2 separate regions of the Homo sapiens genome follow, and region 2 is linked to region 1. The links are chromatin loops, found by intact Hi-C in ENCODE. Cell type or tissue: gastrocnemius medialis. All regions are shown on one strand. Links, peaks and the distances in the headings refer to the core of each region. The heading gives the core; the rest is flanking DNA. Region 1 has its middle 43 kb from the start of LINC02606. Region 2 has its middle 9.8 kb from the start of LINC02606.

Region 1 (11,415 bases), core at 1,454-9,453:
CTCTACTAAAATACGAAAATTAGCTGGGCATAGTGGCGGGTGCCTATAATCCCAGCTACTCGGAAGGCTGAGGTAGACGAATCGCTTGAACCCGGGAGGCAGAAGTTGCCGTGAGTGGAGATTGCGCCACTGCACTCCAGCCTGGGCGACATGGCAAAACTACATCGAAGAACAAGAAGAAGAAGAAGAGGAAGAAGAAGAAGAAGAAGAAGAGGAAGAGGAAGAGGAGGAGGAGGAGGAGGAGGAGGAGGAGGAAGAGGAGGAAGAGGAGGAAGAGGAGGAAGAGGAGGAGGAGGAGGAGGAGGGAAGAAGAAGAAGAAGAAGAAGAAGAAAAGAAGAAGAAGAAGAACAACAACAACAACAACAACGCGGGCCTCTCTGGGTGGCTCCCTTTGGTTTTTCATTTTTCTGGGAGTAGCCACAGTGGCTGCTTGGAGCCCACTCAATGCCATGTGGGGCGGCTAGCCCCAGAGTGTCCTGGATCCCAGACCTTGTGTGTGCCTGGAGATGAGCCCCTCAGGCACTCTGAGTGTGCGGTGGGCCAGCCTGGAGATGCTGTACAATGGAGCATTGGCAGTGGATGGGAGCAGGACTCAGCACCTCCCAGGCTCCCGAACGGCCAAGAGCAAACCCAGACTGCCATCCTCCTGAATTCATTTCCTGGGAAGGATCCCAGGAGGAGCTGGAGTTTGCTCCTCCCAAGAGTAGTAAGTTCAGAAAAAGAGATCCAGGTAGAAGACCTAGGACACGGGTAGAAGACAGGGCTATAGTTCCGCCACTCATCTGTGGGCCTAGGAAAATGACCGCACCTCTCTGAGCCTCCGAACCTGCCCTCCCAAACAGGCATGATTATAATATTCACATCTTGCCAATGACATAATTCTGAGAACTCACCCTGTCTAGCAAAAGCACTTTGCATGCATTAATGCATGTAATCCCCTACCAGCTCTCCGTGGCAGGTGCTGCTGTGACCCCACAGGCTCAGAAAGGTTCATTCGCTTGCTCAAGGTCACACAGATGGAACTGAAAACCAGGCTTCACTGGCATCAAACCCTGAGGTCTTGACCCTATGCTATGCCACCTTCCTCAGCAGATCCCAGGCAGCTTGCAGGCAGTCAAGGGCTTCCTGAGACCCAGAAGTCTTGCTCTTATTCCTTCAGCACTCACTCACCCTTGCTCTGTGCAGGACAGTGTATTGGGTTCTGAATGTGGCCCCTAGAGACAGAGTGAACTCTGCCCTGGGGCTTTCCTGCCACAGGAATGGGAGGGGTGGTGCTGTGTCCTCTGGTCCCTTGCTTGATCCCGGCACATAGTAGGCGTTCAATAAATGCACATGGGCTGGGCTCCGTGGCTCACGCCTATAATCCCAGCAGTTTGGGAGGCCAAGGCAGGCAGATCACTTGAGGTTAGGAGTTTGAGACCAGCCTGGCCAACATAGCAAAACCCTGTCTCTGCTGAAAATACAAAAAAATTAGCTGGCCCTGATGGCAAACACCTGTAGTCCCAGCTACTCAGGAGGCTGAGGTGGGAGAATCGCTTGAACCTGGGAAGCAGAGGTTGCAGTGAGCTGAGATCACACCACTGCACTCCAGCCTGGGCAACAGAGCAAGACTCCAACTCAAAAAAAAAAAAAGCATGTTGGATAAATAAGAAAAGAGGATGGGACAGGAGCAGCTCAGCTGAATGGAGGAAGGCAGGGCTGCAAACTCGCTCTAGAGGACCTCAGAAAAGAACCCTGGGCTTTGGGCCGGGCGCAGTGGCTCACGCCTGTAATCCCAGTACTTTGGGAGACTGAGGTGGGTGGATCACCTGAGCTCGGGAGTTCAAGACCAGCCTGGCCAACATGGTGAAACACCATCTCTACTAAAATTACAAAAAATTAGCCAGGTGTGGTGGCAGGCGCCTGTAATCCCAGCTACTCGGGAGGCTGAAGCAGGAGAATCACTTGAACTGGGGAGATGGAGGTTGCAGTGAGCCGACATCGCGCTATTGTACTCTAGCCTGGGCAACAAGAGCAAAACTCCATCTCAAAAAACCCTGGTCTTTGCCAAAGATGAAGACTAAGGAGGCCCAGGCCAAGGGAGGAGGCCAGGGGGCAGGTTAGGATGGAGGACTCCACACTGAAAGCCAGGGCCGCCTTCCGGGCGATGCAGAATGAACTGGCACCTCCAGCCAGGGCCAGGGTGAGGATGGGGACGGGACATGCACCAGGTATCCAGAAGGACCACATTCCTCTCTCCCTTGGCGCAAAGGAGAGGCTGTCTTTGAGTGCTGGGCTCGCCATGCCTGCAGAGTTCACCCAGCATGGGCTCTGCTGCTGGCCTGTCTTCTTGTTCTCAGGAGAAGCCAGGACAGGACTCAGGCGTTCAGACCGCAGCCGGCGCTCCCTGGACACTAGGCACACTCCACCCCAGGCAAGCCTCGGGACCTTGCAGGGGAGCTGCTGCTGTACCTGTTTCTCAGAAGCAGAAACAGAGGCTCAGAGGGGCACCGTGACTTTCTGCTAAAGGACAGAGCTGCAGCCCAGCGCTCCCCTTCTGCTGTGCTGGTTCCCGGGGGGAGCGCTGTCTCCCGACCAGACCTGGGTCCCTCTTCGTGCTGCCCAGGCAGTGTCCGCACAGAAGCCTTCACTGCAGCTGCTTGGCCCCTTGGGAAGGGCTAGGTCAAGGCCATCCTTGCTGCCTTCTCTTCCTTTTCTTTCCCAGGAATTGACTTTTCTGTTTGGAGCTGAGAAACGGGTCCCTTGAGGATGCCAGAAGCAAGGGGATCTTCCCAGCCGACCTCCTCCTCTTGCGTTGCTCATGCAGGCATTGAACAGTTTCGCTCGTTCCCCATGGGTCACCCTCGGAGGCAGGCTCTGAAGGTAGGAGGCAGCGCGATGGAGGGAAAGGCAGGGTCACACTGGCTGGCATCAGTGATGCCCTTGTGTGTGCTGGCACTGCCTAACCTCCTTTAGCCCCTCATCCCTGCAGTCCTCACCCTGAGACAGAGAGTCTGTGCTTATCTCCACTTTACAGATGAAGACACCGGGACTCAGGGCAGCTAAATGCACACTGAGGCCACAGGTCAAGCCCAAGTCCATTGGGCTCCCACGCATGCTGTGCTCAGCCCCACAGTCCCCGCCTCCCGGGAATTCCAGGAAAGGGAGGGAGACATAGAGTGGCCACAGCCCATGGGCTTCCAGGACCCCGGCCTGGGGTGCCAGCTGCCAGGGCTTCCCCGAGGGGGGACTCTGGGATGGATTTCCCAGGGGGGACCTGCGGGGACCTTGTGCAGAGCAGATGGCGCGGGTGTTCAAGGAGGGGAAGATGGGCCCTGGGGAGGGAGGAAAGCCACCTCCAGGCTCGGGGCTGCAGACCAGAGGGGTGGGAACTGGCAAGGGGAAGGCTGACAGCAAGGAAGCCTGGGCCCAGGGGTCCCCCCTTCTCTCACAGGCATCGGGCAGCTCTTTCACTAAGAGAGTGTAGCCTAGGCAACATGGGGAGACCCTGTCTCTACAAAAAAACGAAAAATCAGGCTGGGCGCAGTGGCTCACACCTGTAATCCCAGCACTTTGGGAGGCCGAGGCAGGAGGATCGCTTGAGCCGAGGGGTTCAAGACCAGCCTGAGCAACATAGTGAAACCCCATCTCTACTAAAAATACAAAAATTAGGTGGGCATGGTGGTGCATGCCTGTAGTCCCAGCTACTTGAGAAGCTGAGGCTCACTTGAGCCTGGGAGGCAGAGGTTGCAGTGAGCCAAGATTGTGCCACTCCACTCCAGCCTGAGCGACAGAGTGAGGCTTTGTCTCCAAAACAATAAAGCTAAAAGAAAAAAAAAGAACTAAAAGAGTGACGCCCAGATTTGGGCATCTCCAGTATTTCTCACTGGGACTCCCCCGCCCTTTTTTTTTTTTTTTTTTTTTGAGACAGGGTCTCACTCTGTCTCCAGGCTGGAGTGCAGTGGTACAACTGTGGCTCACTGCAGCCTTTCAGCCTCTGCCTCCCAGGCTCAAGCAATCCTCCCGCTCAGCCTCCCAAAGGGCTGGGGTCACAGGTGTGAGCCACCACACCAAGCCAGTCTGTGTTTTCATGTCCCTCTTCCCCATGTCTGTCTGGAAGCCTCTGCCTGGCACCTTGTAAGTAAGCACTCATTACACATTTGTAGATTGATTGGGCCAAAAAATGAGCAAGTGGATGGATAAGTGAACAAAGTGGTAAGTTGACTAGGACACGGGACTCCTCGATCAATCCCCAGGGTCCAGCTCCCCCATGGAGCCCAGATAACTGGGGTAGCCAGCAATGGCCCCCGTGCCAAGGGCAGAAAGCCAGGGAGAGGGTGGCAGCTGCTTGTCCTGGCTTCCAGGCCAGGGGAGACGGAGCTTCCCATCGAGTCTAAGCAGTTCTGGATGGTCTGTCCCAGGCAAGGTGGCCCCTCCATCCCACCCTCCTCCTCCTCTCCCATGCCAAGCAGATCTGCGATGGGGAGGGGCCATCCCGCCAGTCCCCAGCTCAGGACAGGGCTCTTCAGATGGAGGGGTGCCTTCAGGCCTTCACGGAAGGGGCTATACACACCGGAGGCTTCTCTCCTTCCCCTCGCTCTCTCCCCTTACACCAACAATGTCTCTGCTGAGGGGGCACCAGCAGGACTGTGACCAGCAGGACTGTGACCAGCAGGACTGTGATGGCTTTCCCAGGGCCACATCTCTCCTTGTTTTCTCTGAAAACATTCCCGTGTCCAAAACGAATGAGGACAATTGACCTAGCCAATGTTACCTTGGTCTTCCTGGCCCAGTGTCGGTTCCCAGCTTATTTTTACGAGCTGTTTAATCTGCACACTGTCCTCTGTTCTCAATAAATGGGGCTGCGCATTCCAGGATGGCCTCGAATGATAACACCAGCCGTCTAGACGGAGGCCAGCACACTGACACTATCATAAATAAAAATAGCTTTGTGTTCCAGTCTCTTGCCAGAGCCTGGGAGGGGCCGGCACATTCCCTGCAGGCTGGCTGTGCCAGAGCTCACCCAGTCTCCCTGCCCGGCTCTGCCCCGCACCCCATGCCCGGGGGAGCCTGGCAGAGCCCGCACCACCTGTGGGCAGGAGGGAGGAGTGCCGTGTTCCTGGAATGGCCCACCGGGGCCGCATTGGTGAAGTATCCGTCGGATCTCTCCTTGAAGCTCCCCACTCCACGTGGCCTGAGGAAGCTGCTTGGGCAATGGATACCCAGGCAGTCATCTGGGGCTTTACTTTGTTTTTCTTTTTGTTTTTTTAAGGCAGAGTCTCACTCTGTTGCCCAGGCTGGAGTGCTGAGGCGTGATCTCAGCTCACTGCAGCCTCTGCCTCCCAGGTGCAAGCAATTCTCGTGCCTCAGTCTCCCACGTAGCTGGGACTACAGGCGTGCACAACCATGCCCAGCTAATTTTTTATATTTTTAGTAGAGATGGGGTTTTACCATGTTGCCCAGGCTGGTCTCGAACCCCTGGCCTCAAGTGATCCACCTGCTTCAGACTCCCAAAGTGCTGGGATTACAGACGTGAGCCACCACGCCCGGCCTTGGGGCTTTAACTTTGAACTCCAAAGTCAGGGCGTTACCCACTGTTCCTGGGCCCCGCCTGCCCTGGGATAGGCTGCAGGACCCAGACCCGGGACTGCCTGGGATTACACCCAAGACAAAAGGTGCTCAGCCCAAGAAATGAAGGCTCACAGTGGAGATTTTCAGTTGCTCGCCCCTCCTCTCATGGTCCTCGCTCCCTCCATTGCTCATTCACTGACTGTTCCTTTATTTGCTCCTTGAACGCTGAATGCCTGCCCTTGAGGAGCTGGATAGGGTGGGCTCAGGTCTCAGGGCAGTAGACAGGCGGAGGGAGTGGGGTGTCCCCTGAGCTCAGTGGCCACAGTGCTGCTACACACGTTATGTGGGTGTGCCAGGGAGTGCAGGGTGTGCTGGCATCTCCCTGTGTGTCCAGGCCAGTGTGGAGCTTCCTGCTCCAGGCCCCAGGCACAGGCCCAAGTCTCCACACTCACCCACATGCTCTCAATCGATTAGTTTACATCTACACCGAGAATGGCGCCCTGGTGGGTGAGATACCCTCGTGCAGTACACAACCTGAATACCTGTTCAAGGCAGCCCCGCACCACCTTCCCTCCCTTCCCCATTCGGATGGAGTCTCGTGAACAAAAGTCCTGGCTGCTCTTTGGGTCAGTAGAGTCTTCATTTCGGCCTCTCATATGGGTGCGGGGAGCCACAGGGGACAGTGGGTGAGCAGAAGAAGGAGATTTACACACAACGAAGAGGATTCTGTAAGATGGAACCGGCTGAAGGTGGGGAATAGGGCCGTGGGGTGGATATGACTCAGCACACCGTATGTGCCCTACAGATGGGGTGGAGCTTCTGGTTTCATTACGACTGACCAGGGGACCAGGTCCCTGCCATGCAGGCCTCTAATCCAGTGCTCCGGCCCATCCTGGAAGGGAGGCTTCCCGAGTGGGACCTGGTAACACCACGCTGACTCCCTGATCCACAGCCCTGAGGCTCTCCAAACCCTGCCCCCCATGTCACAGAGAGCAGGGCCCTTGAGGGCCAAGCCAGAGGAAAACGGGGGCCACGGGCTGACCCTCGGAGGGCCAACGCCAGCACAGCACATCCCGAGAAGCCCCTGAGCCCCTCCCCCGCTCAACAACAGCCAGGAAGACGCAGGCGTCCTTCTGTCGGGATCTCTGCTGACCTTCTTTATCTAAATGGCTTATTTATTTGTTATTTATTTTGAGACAGAGTCTCGCTCTGTTGCCCAGACTGTAGTGGTGCAATCTCAGCTCGCTGCAACCTCTACCTCCTAGGTTCAAGCGATTGTCCCATCTCAGCCTCCCGAGTAGCTGGGACTACAGGGGTGTGCCACCACACCTAGCTAATTTTTGTATTTTTAGTAGAGTCAAGGTTTTGCCATGTTGGCCAGGCTTGTCTTGAACTCCTAACCTCAGGTGATCCACCCACCTCAGCCTCCCAAAGTGCTGGGATTACACGTATGAGCCACTGCACCCAGCCTAAATGGAATCTTTAGATCCGAATACTCGGTAAGGAATTCCCAAAATCACACCAAGCAGATCTGCAATGGGGAGGGGCCATCCCGCCAGTCCCCAGCTCAGGACAGGGCTCTTCAGATGGAGGGGTGCCTGCAGGCCTTCATGAAAGGGGCTATCCACACTGGAGGCTTTTCTCCTTCCCTTCACTCTCTCCCCTTACACCAACAGTGCACAAAGCAAGAAGAAAATGCCTCTCTGCCCAAGTATTCAATAGTACTGATGTTAGAAGAGGAGCGAGTGAAAGCCTCCTGTGGCCCCAGCTTCTACCCACGTCGTGACACAGAGACTGATCACCAGGCCAGGTGTCCCCTCACCTGTGGGGGCCGTGGAACCAGCTTTGCTGCGCCCCCAGCTTCCTGCCCCACCAAATGTCTCCCCGTCCCAGCTGCGAGGAGGGGAGTCGGAGAAAATACTGGGAGATGCAAGTGGGTTACGAAACAAGGAAGGGCGAAGAAAAGAAGGGAAGACCAGCCGTTCATCCCTCCTCCCCAGGGACAGGAATGGAGGGAAGAATGGGGGTGAAGATGGCCCCTCTAGAAAGGACCAGGACCAGGGCAGGACCAAACCGGCAGGTCTCTTGACTTGTTGCCAACCCTCCCTTCCCCAACACACGGGAAGAGCTAAAACAGAAGCAGAAGGGAAGAATGAAGAAGAGACCAGAGCATTTCAATACACAGGCCTGAGCATTTTACATTTGAAAATGATGGGGGCCGGGCGCAGTGGCTCACGCCTGTAATCCCAGAACTCTGGGAGGCCGAGGCCAGTGGATCACTTAAGGTCAAGGGTTCGAGACCAGCCTGGCCAACATGGGGAAACCCCATCTCTACTAAAAATACAAAAAAAAATTAGCCGGGCATGGTGGCACACACCTGTAATCCCAGTTACTTGGGAGGGCTGAGGCACAAGAATCGCTTGAACCCAAGAGACAGAGGTTACAGTGAGCCGAGATTGCACCACTGCACTCCAGCCTGGGTGACAAAGTGAGACTCTGTCTCAAAAAAAAAAAAGAAAAGAAAATGAAAATGATAGGAAAATCTGTGAGTCAAAGAACAGGGAGAGTAGTTTGACCTTGCACAGCTGGCAGGCAGGGACTGGAGGAAAAATCAAAAGACTCCAGGCTATTCCATAAACCAGCTCCGAAAGCCCCACGCAAAGCCCCCCAGAACACTCCACCTCATTTAATGCTGACAGCACTCCTACGAGGTTGCAGTTCTGTCCTCTTTTTTATAGAGGGGGAAACTGAGGCACAAAAGGGGAAAGGTTTGACCAAAGCGTGACTCACAGCTGTCAGGAGGCAGGGCCAGGGTTCAGACAGAGACTGTTCTGACTCCGAGCCATGCCTTGTCCCCTCAGCCTCTCTGTGCCCCGCGCTGCCTGGCACTGTGTTAGCTCAAGACGTATTTATTCAATGCACGATCTGGAATAAACAAAGCCCTCCCAGCTCGCACATCAGCCACTCAAACAAGCATTTGTTGAGGATGTTGAGGGTGACAAAGGCAGCGTTTGGCCAGCCGCTCTGACTTCCTGGGCCTCCAGGCCGTCCAGGCACAAGCTGATCTGAGAGGAGACAAAAGGGAGACGTCCACAGACAGGATAAGTGTCGAGTGCCCCACTCTGCTGCACCCCTGGGGAAGCTCAGAGGCTGGGGTTTTAGATTTGGGCGTGGCACTTGCTGAATATCTCCTAAGGCCTGGGTAATCTGCTAACATCCGAAGTCCCACTAGAGCCTCTCAAAAAAGGGGAGCAAGTCCCCTTTTTACAGCAGGAGAAGCTGAGGCCCAGAGGGTTCAAGGGCGGTCCAGGGTCACATAGCCTGATTATGGTAGGCAGGGTTCCTCCAGAGCCTCCGTGGGGAGCATCTGGGGCCACAGTGCCTGAAGCTGGAAGGGCACACTTTGAAGCAGCAGCTTGGCCAGCCGGGGTGGAGCTGAGTCATCTGTCCCTGGGGAAGATTTATGGTGCTGAAGTCTTTGGGACCAGGTCGGGGGTGAGGACTAAATTCTGACCTTTTTTCTCTCTTGCCCAAATTCCTACCTAAGGGGCCTAGGGAGTGTGAAAGGAAAATAAATCTTGGGATCCCAAAATCACTAAGCTAAAGGGAAAAGTCAAGCTGGGAACTGCTTAGGGCAAACCTGCCTCCCACTCTATTCCTTAAAAAAAAAAGCTACTAAGATTAAAACAAAAAAAAAAACAAAAAACTAAATGGCCGGGCACGGTGGCTCACGCCTGTAATCCCAGCACTTCAGGAGGCTGAGGTGGGTGGATCACAAAGTCAGGAGATCGAGACCATCCTGGCTAACATGGTGGAACCCCATCTCTACTAAAAATACAAAAAATTAGCTGGGCGTGGTGGCGGGCACCTGTAGTCCCAGCTACTCGGGAGGCTGAGGCAGGAGAATGGTGTGAACCCAGGAGGCGGAGCTTGCAGTGAGCCGAGATCGCGCCACTGCACTCCAGCCTGGGCGACAGAGTGAGACTCCACCTCAAAAAAAAAAAAAAAAAAAAAGGCTACATACCTCCCTCACAATTTGTCCACAAGGAAATTCCTTGTGGACAAAGGACAGACCGAACTCAGTCATCCTCTGCTCACTGAGATCAATGCATATCTGATTGCCTCCTTTGGAAAAGCTCATCAGAAACTCAAAAGAATGCAACCATTTTTCTGTTAATCTACCTGTGACCTGCAAGCCCCCTCCCCACTTCGAATTGTCCCACCTTTCCAGACCAAACCAATGTACATCTTACATATATTGACTGATGTCTCATGTCTCCCTAAAGTGTATAAAACCAAGCTGTGCCCTGATCCCCTTGTATAATAAACATGTCATCAGGACCTCCTGAAGCTGTGTCACAGGCGTGTCCTAACCTTGGCAAAAGAAACTTCCTAAATTAAGACTTGTCTCAGGTACCCTTTGGTTTACAGAAGTCACACCCTAGAAACCGTAGAATCTCATCAGATGGGTTTTAGTTCACCTGATCTAATGTGGCTCACTTTTCAACCTGACTCCAACGTAACATCGCATGACAGATAAAGAAACAGATAAAGAAGGAAATCCGTCAAGCGTGATGACTCATGTCTGTAATCTCAGCACTTTGGGAGGCTGAGGCAAGAGGATCGCTTGAGCCCAGGAGTTCAAGACCAACCTGGGCAACATGGTGAAACCCTGTCTCTATAAAAAAAAATAAAATAAATAGCCAACATGGTGGTCCCAGCATGTCTGTAGTCCCAGCTACTCGGGGAGGCTGAGGTAGGAGGATGGCTTGAGCCTGGGAGGTGGAGGCTGCAGTGAGCCCTAATCACCCACTGCCCTCCAGCCTGAGTGGGGAAATTTGCATCTGTAAAGAATCTCTATTAACATAACTAAGTTTTTACCTCCTTCTAGGCCCTCCCAATCCTGAAGAGATTAACTGAGAGTCTTGCACATTTTAAGGATCTGAGTAGGAAACACTTGCCATCTACTGTCTCTAAGGGCACTCACCCAGGAGACTTTATTAGAAGCTTGGTCTCCACAACCCCTTACCTTGACCCAGACACTCCTTTCTACTGATTCCAGGTTTTTCGATAATATAACTCTTTCAACCAATTGCCAAGCAGAAAATCTTTGAATTCACCTGTGACCTGTAAGCCACGCCCCCACTGCCCCACACTCCCACCCTCCAAGTTGTCCACCTTCCTGGACTGAACCAATGCATACCTCACGTGTGTTGCTGATGCCTCTTATGTCTCCCTAAAACACAGAAAACCAAGCTGTAATCCAAACACCTTGGGCACAGGTTCTCAGGACCTCCTGGGCTATGTCCTGGTCTTGGTCCTCACATTTGGCTCAGAACAAATCTCTTCAAATATTTTACAGAGTTTGGCTTTTTCAACAGGGGGACAATTCCCATGTGGTAGGCTGTGTCTTCTCCATCCAACACAAAACATCCAGGTGCTTGCCTGTCCCTCCCCAAGCAGCTTCTGACTGTCCCCTTACCCCTCCTCAGCATGGGAGGACCCCTGCTGAAACCGCCTTTGCAAAATTATGACTGAGACAGTGCAAGAGATCTAACTTAACCAACTCCATCTTGCTTCTAGCCTCCAAGCTGTCCTTGTTCATTCCTGGGCGTAGGCTGAACTAACGTTGAGAGAAATTTGGTTTATAGTTTAAACAAAGATGGTAACAGCCCTTTCCCAAAGCAGACCTCCTTCTTGCCTGGGGACTAGATTGCCTTTGCAGGACTAACATTAGGCACAAGATTAGAAATGATGGTTTAGGAGTCATGCACCTGGAGTCTACAAGATTCTGTCCCTTCCTAAACTGCTCCTAAGATCAGCGTTTGAACCCAGGCACGGTAGCTCATGCCTGTAATCCCAGT
Region 2 (11,415 bases), core at 2,002-10,001, 54 kb after region 1:
TATGAGAATCTGAGGCTGTTGCTGATCTGACAGGAGGTGGAGCTCAGGCGATAATGCTCGCCTCCTGCTGTGTGGCCCAGTTCCTAACAGGCTATGGACTGCTTCCGGTCTGTGTGCTGGGGGTTTGGGACCCCTGCTGTAATGGAAAGGTTACTCTGGCCACAGATGGGTTGGAGGGAGGCTCCCCTTAGCTCCAGAGCTAGTGTGATGGTGACACAGTGCATGGCATCTCCTAGTAAGGGCTCCGTAGAGGGTTACTGGTTAATGTTTTTCATAATGGCCACCTGACATGGTTGATGGGAGGACCGAATGAAAAAGAGGCCAAGAAGGGCTTAATAAATAAGTGATACGGAGAACACTAGGATAAGCACCCAAAAGTACTGAAGAGTCTGTATTTGGTGGTGCTGGATATAGTGCAGTTTAATCAGATGTGGTCGCTACTTGTCCTGGAAGGTCTTAGATGGGACTCATGCAAAAGAGGAAAGAAGTAGCTGGAGCAGGGAGGCACTGACTCCATGTGTCGTCTTCCAGAAGCCCAAGTACAGTGGAAACGATCTGAGAGAAGGAGCACTCATCTTTTATTTATTTTCTTCAGATTCAGCTGAAAGCCCCCCTTTAGTTTACTGTCAGGGTGCTGATACACAGAGCTACTCCTAAAAGATTTAGGGTACGGGTAGGGGATGGGAGTTCGCCTCCTGCAGGCGCTCAGTAAGAGTACTGTTGGGCAGCGGAAAGGTTTCTCATTTCGTTCCTGGAATTCAGTGTCTGGAAGTGGAACCTGATGTGAGCTCCCACCTCCCTTCAACTCTACCTTTTGTTTTCTTCTTTTCTTTTGAGACAGAGTCTTGCTCGGTCCCCCAGGCTGGAGTGCAGTGGTACAACTGCAGCTCACTGCAGCCTGGACCTCCTGGGCTCAAGTGATCCTCCCGCCTCAGCCTCCCTAGTTGTTGGGACTACTGGCCTGCAACACCACCCCCAGCTAATTTTTTTATTCCTTGTAGAGACAGGGTCTCACTATGTTGCCCTGGCTGGTCTCAACCTCCTGGGCTCAAGCAGTCCTTCTGCCTTGGCCTCCCAAAGTGCTGGGATTACAGGCATGAGCCACTGTGCCTGGCTTTTTTTTTTTTTAAGAGCTAGGGTCTGTCGCCCAGGCTGGGTGCAGTGGCTCTTCACAGGAGCAGTCATAGTTCACTGCAGCCTCGAACTCCTGGGCTCAAGTGATGCCCCCACCTTAGCCTGTAGCTGGGACTACAGGCATGCGTCACCACACCCAGCTTATGACTGTACGTTTTGATGGTTTCATGCAACAAAGGCTGCTCTTTGTCTTGGAAGAAACCAAGACAAGCATTTTATCCCAATGGCTAAAAAACTCTGACTGTCCTCCTCCACACCCTTGACAGAGGGCCATCTGCCAGTGATTGGGAATGCACTAGACAGCCCATCCTAATTTTGGACGGAATTAATTGTTAGAATCTGCTTTGTAACACTAGGCCAAATCTATCTCTTGTAAGTCCTGGTCTGGCCTTCAGGAGCTACACAGACCCAGTTCCTCCTCTTTACGGCGTTAAATATTTGACGATGGCCGATGGCCCTGGGCTCTGGGCCACCCTTATGAGGCCTCCAAGTCTTCTGTTCACAAATTGAACACCTTCCCCCAACAAAAAAGGTGTTTTTTTTCTTTTCTTAACGATGCTTTTATGAATATTCTTGTACATAAATCTCTTCATATTTGCCTTTGGATACATTTCTATAAATGAAACTTCTGGGACAAATGGTGCATTTTATAGTTTGTGCTATATATTTCCAGATTACCCTCCAGAATGGATGATTTTTTGCTTGTACGCCCACCAGCAATTTACAAGAGAGCCTGTTTCCCCACAGCTTACCCACCAACATGGGGAATTTTCATTCTTTTTAATCATTGCCAATCTGATAAGGGGAAATGATTATTTCATGGTTGCCTTAATTTTCATTTCTTTGATTATGAGTGAGATTGGACATGTTTTCCAACCACATCCTATACTTTTGCAATCGAGTTTTGGAGCTCAATGCAGGACCTAACATGTATTCCAGTTAAATTTTATCTTGTTGGATTCAACCAATCATTCCTTCCTGTTGAGATAATTTTGGACCTGACTCTGCAGTCCCAGCGTGTTGGCCTTCCTTCCCAGTCTGGTGTTATTTGCACAGTTGATAAGCAGTTATCTTTGGACTTATCCAAGTTGTTGACAGAATGTTAATGAGTGTAGGGCCAAGGACAGAACTGCTTGGCATTCCACTAGAGAAAGCCTTGGGACGACACTGTCCCATCTGCTGTGACAGTTCAACCTCACCATGCCTAGAAGCCTTCACCTGGGACACAGGGCCTGGGCACAAACTCCAGCCCTGGCCCTGATTAGCTGTGTGGCCTTGAGAAAGTGCTGTTGTCTCTCACTGAGATGTACTTTTGAGCTCTAGCAGCCTTTTTCTCACTATTCTGTGCATAAGAATTTCATGAGAAACGGTCAAATTGTTGTCAAAGGTCATGGCACTATCATAAAGTATTCACCCCATTTTCTAATTTAGTGGAAGCAACACAACAACAACCCTTTGTCATGGACATTGACCTCTGGGATCACCCTTCCTATGTGCTGGTCAACCATTTATTTGATTTTCTGCCCCAGAATTTTGCCCACAATCAACATGAGGTTCAACAGCCTTCAGTTTATCCAATTCACACATTTTTTTTTAAATACAGGGTTTTGGCCTCCTCAATTCTCCATGATTCCTCAAAGCACCCTGAGACGTCAGAAGTGCTCAGCACTCCCTGCCAGGGCTTGTTGGTTCTGTCGCCCTGGTTCAGTTTTCTGTCATATCAGGAAGGAGGAAGGGGGAAGGCCTCCTCTCCTCCAGGCATGGACAGAGGGCCAGAGTTCATTCACAGCTGTGGCAGCATTGAAAGGAAACGGGGGAAATGCTTAGTTTGGGGGGAAAGGGGCTTTGTGAGACTGACACATGGCAACTGCCCAAGTCACCAGCTGAAGAAACAGCTTCCATGGCCCTGCCAGAGGGACCTCTGGTTATGCATCATTCTCTCCAGCCCTGAGCTTCATCAAGAAAATAAGCATCAGCAATATCATCTCCAAGTGAAATGATAGCACATTATGTCACCTTTCTTTGAGTTCCTTCAACATCAAAATCAGACAAGACTGTTCCAAGGAGGGAGCAATAAACATTAACCCCATGTAACAGATAAAAGACTAAAAGAGAAATTAGGTAACTGATTTAAGTGACACAGGGAATCTGTCATAACTCTGCTGACATGGCTTCTTATCATGCCTGGAATGTAGTTATTGATTTACACCTTGTAAATTTCTCAGTACACGATGTACAAGTGGCCACTCCGTACTGTCTGTTCTTGTTTATTCAGACCAATAGTAAGAGTAATCATGAGAATATGCCAGGCACAGTGGCTCACACCTATAATCCCAGCACTTTGGGAGGTGGAGGCAGGAGGATTGCTTGAGCCCAGGAGTTTGAGACCAGCCTGGGCAACATGGCAAGGTCCTGTCTCTATATAAAATGTAAAAATTAGCTGGGTATGGTGGCACACTCCTGTGGTCCCAACTACATGGGAGGCTGAGGCAGCCGGATGGCTTGAGCCTGGGAGGTCAAGGCTGCAGTGAGCCAGGTTCACACCACTGCGCTCCAGCCTGGGCAACAGATCAAGATCCTGTCTCAAAAAAATAAAAATAAAAAAATAAAAAAATAAAAAAATTTATATATATATATATATAATAATGATAATAAAGGCTGCTATGGTTTGTTGATTTGTTTGTTTTTGCTTTTTTGAGACGGAGTCTAGATCTGTCACCCAGGCTGCAGTGCAGTGGTGCGATTTGGCTCACTGCAACCTCGCCTCTCAGGTTCAAGCAATTCTTCTGCTCAGCCTCCCAAATAGCTGGGATTACAGGCACATGCCACCATGCCTGGCTAATTTTTGTATTTTTAGCAGAGATGGCATTTTGCCATGTTGGCCAGGCTGGTCTCGAACTCCTCACCTCAAGTGTTCTGCCTGCCTCAGCCTCTCAAAGTGCTGGGATTACAGGCGTAAGCCACTGCGCCCAGCCAAGGCTGCTATGGTTTGAATGTTGGTATCCACTCTACAACTCACGTTGAAGCTGATCCCCATGGCAGTGGCATTGAGAGGTGGGGCCTTTATAAAGGAGCCTGAGGGAGTGCGTTTGGCCCCCTCGCCCTCCTGCTTTCTGCCACCTGAGGATGCAGCAAGAAGGCCCTCGCCAGACACCGAATGCCAGCACCTTCATCTTGGACTCTCCCAGAACTCTTGAGAAGTGAACCTGTATTGTTGATAAATGACCCAGTCTGTGGTATTTTGTTAGAGCAGCACAGATGGACTAATACAAAGGCTGGAGATCCTTACTGAGCCCTTGCTACGTTCTCAGTGCTTTGCAGAAATGAACTGTTTCCTCTCACACACCCCTGACGTAGGTGCTGGCCTCATTCCATTTTTTATAGATGAGGAAATGGAGGCACAGGAGAGAGGCTAAGTAACCTGAACTGAGGTTCACCCTCCTCCCCTCCAAGCCCAACCCTGCTTAGCTTCCAAGATGAGACAAGATCTGGCACGTTCAGGGTGCAATGGCCATAGACAGGTCACCCCTCTTCTAAAGGGCAGAGCTGGGGTTTGAACTCAGGCAGTCTGACTCCATGGTTCAGGCTCTGAATGGTAATGTTCTGCTGCTTCTGTAAATAAATGAGGATAAGAAAGGAATAATTGGAAATGATTTCTCCCCCAAACTGTGAAACTGCATTGCAAACAGTGGTCTCAGCTACTAAGGAGTAACAAACAGCTCTTTCATCTCCTGAAAGAACTGCGTGCAAAGGAAGGAGTGAGGAGAGAAGGGACATCCAGAGCCTGAAGAACCTGTAACTTGAGTGCACAGCCTCTAAGTAATCCCAAGTGGACCGTGTGAACCTGCAGTCAGTGTCTGTGGCCACGAGGCAGAACACACAAACACCAGGCCCCAAGATTTCTCACCAAGATCGTGTCATGAGACAGGACCTCGCTGCCCAGCCCCCGCCTCCCAATAACAGGATTACGAGGCTGAGTGCGGTTACTGCTGGCACAGCGAGCCACAGATGTAGCCAGGACTGGGCGCCAATCGACGGATTCCCAATATTGTCTTCCAGTTGCTAGACTACGCTGCTTTCCAGTACATTATTTGGAATATAAAAACTAAAATGTAAGTAAAGCATTTTCATACAAATAATTTCAACCGCAACAAGGCAATTGGCTTCTGATTAAGTTGGCAAGAAGAGGTAATGAACTCATTCCGATTGACATATTTGGAGATTCTCTTGCCAAATCCAATTGGCAGCTTCATAATTATGGAAACGTCCATGTTATTTCCACTCAACCAGGGTTAGGGCTGCTGGTATCTGATTCAATGTTTACTTCATGAATGAGGTCAGTTCCCAGCACAGCTGGGGTTTCGGCAAAGGAGTCAGCAAACAGCATTCCCACTAGAATCTGACTGGCGTTTGTCACAACTTCCAGGGCAACCTTCCCCCAGCTCCCCCAGGTCAGCTGCTCTCCCTAGCATTGTCTGTGGTCCGGCTCCTCTCCCTGTAGAAGCAGACTCAGCCTCGACATGATGAGGTCACATGCAAGCTTCCCCTGGCACAGTGGTTCATTCTTCAACCTGCCCCCTTGGTATTGCAACACCTCGCTCCTGGACAACCCCCGCGCACCATGAGCTTCACGCTGCCAGGAAATGGGGTAGGGTTTTAAGAATTATTTATCCCAGGATGGTTCCACGTGTGTGGTATGAGAGTGACTCAGAGTGCCATGGAAGCCATCTCCAAAGGTAATGACTTCCCATAGGTCAGAGTGTCCTTTCAGCCAGCTCCCCACACTGATGAAAACAAAAACAAAAGTCGCAAGTACTCAGAGCACTCATGAAGAACACACATTCATGGAGTGACCATCTGTGAGTTCACAGAGTTCCTGGGGAGACTCAGGGCAGAAGGGAAGGGCGGCACCCCACAACAATGCCAGGGGTCTAGCTCCCAGTGGCTCGAAGCTGCAAAGGGCTGGAGTGTCACTGACCTGTTTGTTGAAGTCCTGAGCTATTGCCATAGGATAGCGGCATCAAGAAAGTGCACAGTCAGAGTCTGAAGCAGCTATCTCTGCCCTGGCAGCAATTTCCCTACGTGAGCACAGTAAGCTAGGAGGAGGCTAAGCATGATTTGGTTTGGATCTCAAAATAATCGTGGGCATCATATGATGTGATGACTTTTGCCTAAGAAAATCTGAAAAGAGCCATGGAGAAAAAGAATCTGGAGTGGGAGATGGTTTAGGCATTGGAGGCAAAGGCAGATTCAAGAAGAAACTTCCTCTGCCCCAGTGTTGACAACCAGACTGATGGCCACGCCCCACGCTTTCCCAATAGGAGAACAATGAGACTGAAGGCAGTTGATGTGAACACAAGAATCAACAACGTAGAGGAGACACAGTCCCAGGTGTAAAGAGGGGAGCTGTCTCTCCCTGTGGCCTCAACAGGAGGAGAGGGTTGTCAGTCTAGGATGAAGACTCACTGTCTCGTCCTAAGGGTCAGTCCACCTGCCATAGGAGATTTCGGAACACCTCTCCTCACTTGAGGGTCGACATGCTGTAGGGTCCATGGGGCCCACTGGACAGTCACAGTCCCAGCTCACTTCTCCCACTGGCTTTCCTCAGGAGCTCACACTACCTGTCTCAGCCCCAAGATGTTCCTTCTGTCTGCTCCTGTTCCTGACTCAAACATGTGTTGTTTGCCGTCAATTCTGTACCCCGTTTTATCAACATTGTCATTGTTACATCATCTTATAATGTTTATTTTGTTTGTTTGTTTTTGAGATGGAGTCTCACTCTGTCACCCAGGCTGGAGTGCAGTGGTGGGATGACAGCTCACTGCAGCCTTCAGCTCCCAGGCTCAGGTGATCCTCACACCTCAGCCTCCCAAGTTAGCTGTAACTACAGGTGCACACCACCACCCTCAGCTAATTTTTTTTGTATTTTTTGTAGAGACAGAGTTTTGCCATGTTGCCCAGGCTGGTCTCGAACTCCTGGGCTCAAGCAGTCTGCCCTCCTTCGCCTCCCAAAGCACCGGGCTCACAGGCATGAGCCACCACACCCAGCCTCATTTTATAATCTTTTAAAATTATTTTTTCCCTTGAATATTCTTTGGGAAGTTTTTGAAGATATGGCTCTGACTTAGCCTGTTTTGTGCTGCTCCAGCAGAATGCCTGGGACTAGGTAATTCATAATGAACAGAAATGTATTTCTCACAGTTCTGAAGGCTGAGAAGTCCAAGATCAAGGCGCCAGCATCTGGCGAGGGCCTTCTTACTGCATCATCCCATGGCAGAAGACGGACGGGCAGGAGTGGGTGGGAGAGAAAGACAGACCAAAGGGGGCTGAACTCGTTGCTTTATAAGGAACCCACTCCTGAAATAATGGCATTAATTCATCATCCATTAAACACCTCTGAAAGGTCCCACCTCCCAACATCTCCATATTAGGGATCAAGTTTCCAACACATGGATGTTGGGGGACACATTCAAACCGTAGCAGGCACTAAACCAAGCTCTTTTCTTCCCCCTCCCTGGCCTCATGACCTTTGCTGTCTACCCACTTGGCACAGCTGCACTGGCCGCCCTGCTGATGCCCATCCACACCAGAGACACACCCACCTCAGGATCTTGGCACATGCCCTTCCCTCCAGCAGGAACACTCTTGAGGCCATCCCCACAGCTCCCTCCCTTCCTTTCAGGCTTGACTGACATATGCCCCCTCCCCAGGCACTTGCATGCATGTTCTTCCACACGTGATTCCCCCAGCTTCTATCCCCATCTGAAATAGCACATTACTTGTTCCTTATCTGCCTCCCCCTCTGGAGTGCCAGCTCTGCCTGGCAGGGATTTTTGACTCTCGCCTACTGCCACAGCCTGGTGCCAGCACAGTGCCAGGCATGTCCACCCTGCAGCATTTACTGAGTGCCCACTGCACACCAGGCACTAGTCTTGGATGCTTTTGCAAATGTTTCTCCAGTGATGGAGGAACTAAACTTCTTTAAACTCAAAGGAATCGTTGTGTCTTCTGATTCCTCCGAGAGCTTTGAGGAGCTGGGCCGATGCAATGTCACTTTGCTGTCTCCCTCCACCCCGCTGCCCTTCTGACTTCATATATCAGCTTTCCCAACAGATGTGGGAAAGTGGGGTCATTCCCAGGAAAGGCAGAGCCTTCCATGACTTAGGAACCCAGGTGTTTGCTCCACTGGGGCCAATTGCTCCTGGCTTTTTCTGAGCTCCTAGGAGGAAATGCATCTGAAATGCCGTCACCCTCCCCTGATCATTAACAGAGCTCTTGAACTGGCGGAGTTGTCAGCGAGGCAACCACAGGCAGGCAGGCAGCCATCGCACCGGCTTTGCAGAGAGGGCTGGAGAGCTGATGCCCATGCCACGGGAAAGGGCCGGCGCCTGAGCCAAGAGCCTGACTGGAAAGTGTGTGTAAGGGACACCTGGAGGAAGCAGGGGCCTCCGGCGCCTCCTCCACCGACTGGAACCCGTGGTGCTCACCCGCTCGCCCTGGGGGCTCACTACCCTCCCTGCCCAGAGATACAGTGGGGCTGGCGGCTCACCAGGCTTTGTGATCCCAATGCTCACGAGTGTTCTCCCAACAAATTGGAACTTCTTTTCTTTCGTCTCATTTGAAAAAGTCTTTTGTGAGCTGGCAAGTGACCCCAAAGTAACCTCTCTATTCCTGTCGGAAGGGAAAATATTTCCAGATCAGAGAGACTACAGCACCAAGCCTTGGCCTATATGAATACTTGATTATGCCTCCTGAGCACAGTCTCCTGAGCTTGTGCCAGTCAGTTTCAGAAATGAGCTCTGGCTGGGGGCGGGGGCTCACGCCTGTAATCCTAGCACTTTGGAAGGCCAAGACAGGAGGATCACTTGAGCTCAGGAGTTCGAGACCAGCCTGGGCAACATGGTGAGACTCTGTCTCTACAAAAAAAAAAAAATTTTTTTTTCAATTAGCCAATATGCTGGTGCACACCTGTAGTCCTAGCTACTTGGGACACTGAGGTGGGAGAATCACTTGAGGCGGGAGGATTGCTTGAGTCTGGGAGGTCAAGGCTGCAGTGAGCCGTGATCACACCACTGCACTCCAGCCTGGGCGACAGTGAGGCCCTGTCTCAAAAAAAAAAAAAAAAATCAAGAGGTTTATTATTTGCCCCATCAAGTATTTTAAGACCGAAGCTTCACATTCTCAAGGGTATGATGTCATGAAATTCCCACGTATGACCACATTTTGAAAAACAGTCATTGTGTTTTGGAAAGTGAGAGGGTTAGCCTATAATGTGGAAGATAAACTCCTAAAGTGGAAGTTTGAGATGCACAGGCAGAATGGGCCGCCGAGCTATAGCATTTGCTATGGTGAACTCATGTGACTGCCCCAGAATTATCTGGAAGTTCAATGTTCATCTTCTGAAAAGAACTGGGACCTCGCTGTGCCAGCTGTTGTTGTTCTAAGTGCAGTGTAAGCAGGTTTCTATTTAAAACCTTCACACCTGGCACTTGAGTAGTGCTTGTTTTCCAAAGGGCACCCTCTTTCCCTTGGATTTTTTGCACCTTCTCCTTTTCTGTTAGTCCGGTTTATCTCAGCCTGCTGGCATGAAGAGAAGGACAGTTATAAAAGCCATTTATAAAAGGAGCAGGGAGGTAGTGGTCTTTTGTCTTTGCTGCTGAAACGGCTTGGGTAGATATACAAGATGGCCTGAGAAACAATGCTGGGAGTGAGGAGCATGGACCGGCCAGGGAGACAGGAGGAAAGCAGGTTTCCCTGTCTTCATGGTACAAAGAAGGCAAAGGCAGGTACTCAAGGCCATGCGCCTTCCTAGACCACTTGGGTGAGGCCTTTGGACACTCCCCTGGGTCCCAGCATGCCTAATCAGAAACTCCAGATCTGAGCCAGGCGTGATGGTGGTGCCTGTAGTCCCAGCTACTCAGGAAGCTGAGGCAGGAGGATCACTTAAGCCCAGGAGTTTGAGGCCAGCTGGGCAACATAGCAAGATCCTATCAAATTCCAGATCTGTCACCATCAGTTGTCTCTTGGGGAGAGAGGGGCTCAAGAAAGGAAGGAGAATTTAGAAGTGGGGTAAAGAAAGGCTAGAAACGGGGAAATGGGGGAATGCACAGCAAAAGCAATTTAAGGAAGACACCGAGACTGAGACAGGGATGTTGGGAAACAAGCCCATAGTTTTTTTTATCTTCTACATCCAAACACATCTTCATCACCTTAATTATAGACTGAGAAATGACAAGGCTAAAATAGTCAAGGGCTGGGAATTTAAGATTGTAAAATGGGTTGGGCGTGGGGGCTTACGCCTGTAATCCCAGCACTTTGGGAGGCCAAGGCAGGTGGATCACCTGAGGTTGGGAGTTCGAGACCAGCCTGGCCAACATGGTGAAACCCCATCTCTACTAAAAATACAAAAATTAGCCAGGCATGGTGGCAGGCACCTGTAATCCCAGCTACTTGGGAGGCTGAGCCAGGAGAATCACTTGAACCCGGGAGGTAGAGGTTGCAGTGAGCCGAGATTGCGCCACTGCACCCCAGCCTGGGTGACACATTGAGACTCTGTCTCAAAAAAAAAAAAATTGTAAAACATCTCACTTCTGACCTTCAGAGGGTCCTCCCCTTCCTCTCCCTCCTTCTCCTCCCTCTCTGTTCTTCACCTCATCCCCCCACCTCCTTCTCCCCTTACCCCTCCTCTTTCCTTCACCATGGGCACAGCCCGTCTTGGAGGAGCAGAAATCGCTCTGAATGACACTGGCTGGGACAGAAGTGCCCTGGGGTCAGGCCTGAAGCAGTCGGGCCCGAACAAGGCAGCAGTTGTACACAGGAGCTTTTCAAGGAGGTTTTGCAGATACAAGGACGTTGGACAGAGAGGAACAGAGAAATTCCAGAGATTTTTCACGTGCAAGCGGATATTTCCTTTGAGAGTTTCTAGACTAAATAATACTCCTTGTGTCTGAGGGGACGGTGTATACTGCTGACCTGGCAATGTTCTCTGCCTGCAGGATGAGCACAGGCAGGCCCCGCGCCTGCCCGGAGGGAGCTGTAAGCAGAGGAAGGTGAAGTGGCCTGAAGAAATGTCTGTACTGGAGACAGTCGGGGCTGTGTGCCTCTGCCTGACGCAACATCATTTCAGACGTGGAGGAAGGATCTGTTGGCAGATCTTGGGACTCAAATGGGCTGGACTTCTAAGAAAAAATATACCCAGGCCTCTCTATTCCACCAATTTTCATTCTTTCATACATACATATTTATTTATTTAAACAGACTTTATATTTTAGGCAGTTTTAG

Evidence for each region. Peaks named below come from ENCODE experiments on the same cell type or tissue, not always from the same donor. Only the 100,000 strongest peaks of a DNase experiment are listed, where the experiment ranks them.
Region 2: a loop joins it to region 1, with 3 times the contacts of the local background. A loop is called at or near these places in 25 of 110 quality-filtered maps.

The regions. Positions count from the first base shown.
Region 1 is chr1:9,380,030-9,391,444 of GRCh38, forward strand. No RefSeq gene overlaps it. Among named protein-coding and RNA genes, the nearest start is that of LINC02606, 43 kb to the right of the region's middle. RefSeq lists enhancers at 5,161-5,794, 5,795-6,428. In gastrocnemius medialis, for the core only: a CTCF peak has its summit at 5,082; DNase peaks (open chromatin) are centred at 4,321, 4,972 and 8,969; H3K27ac peaks cover 5,981 bases.
Region 2 is chr1:9,433,126-9,444,540 of GRCh38, forward strand. It overlaps the pseudogene RNA5SP40. Among named protein-coding and RNA genes, the nearest start is that of LINC02606, 9.8 kb to the left of the region's middle. In gastrocnemius medialis, for the core only: no CTCF peak of the experiment used is centred there; DNase peaks (open chromatin) are centred at 5,046, 5,636, 6,456, 8,516 and 2 weaker places; H3K27ac peaks cover 7,787 bases.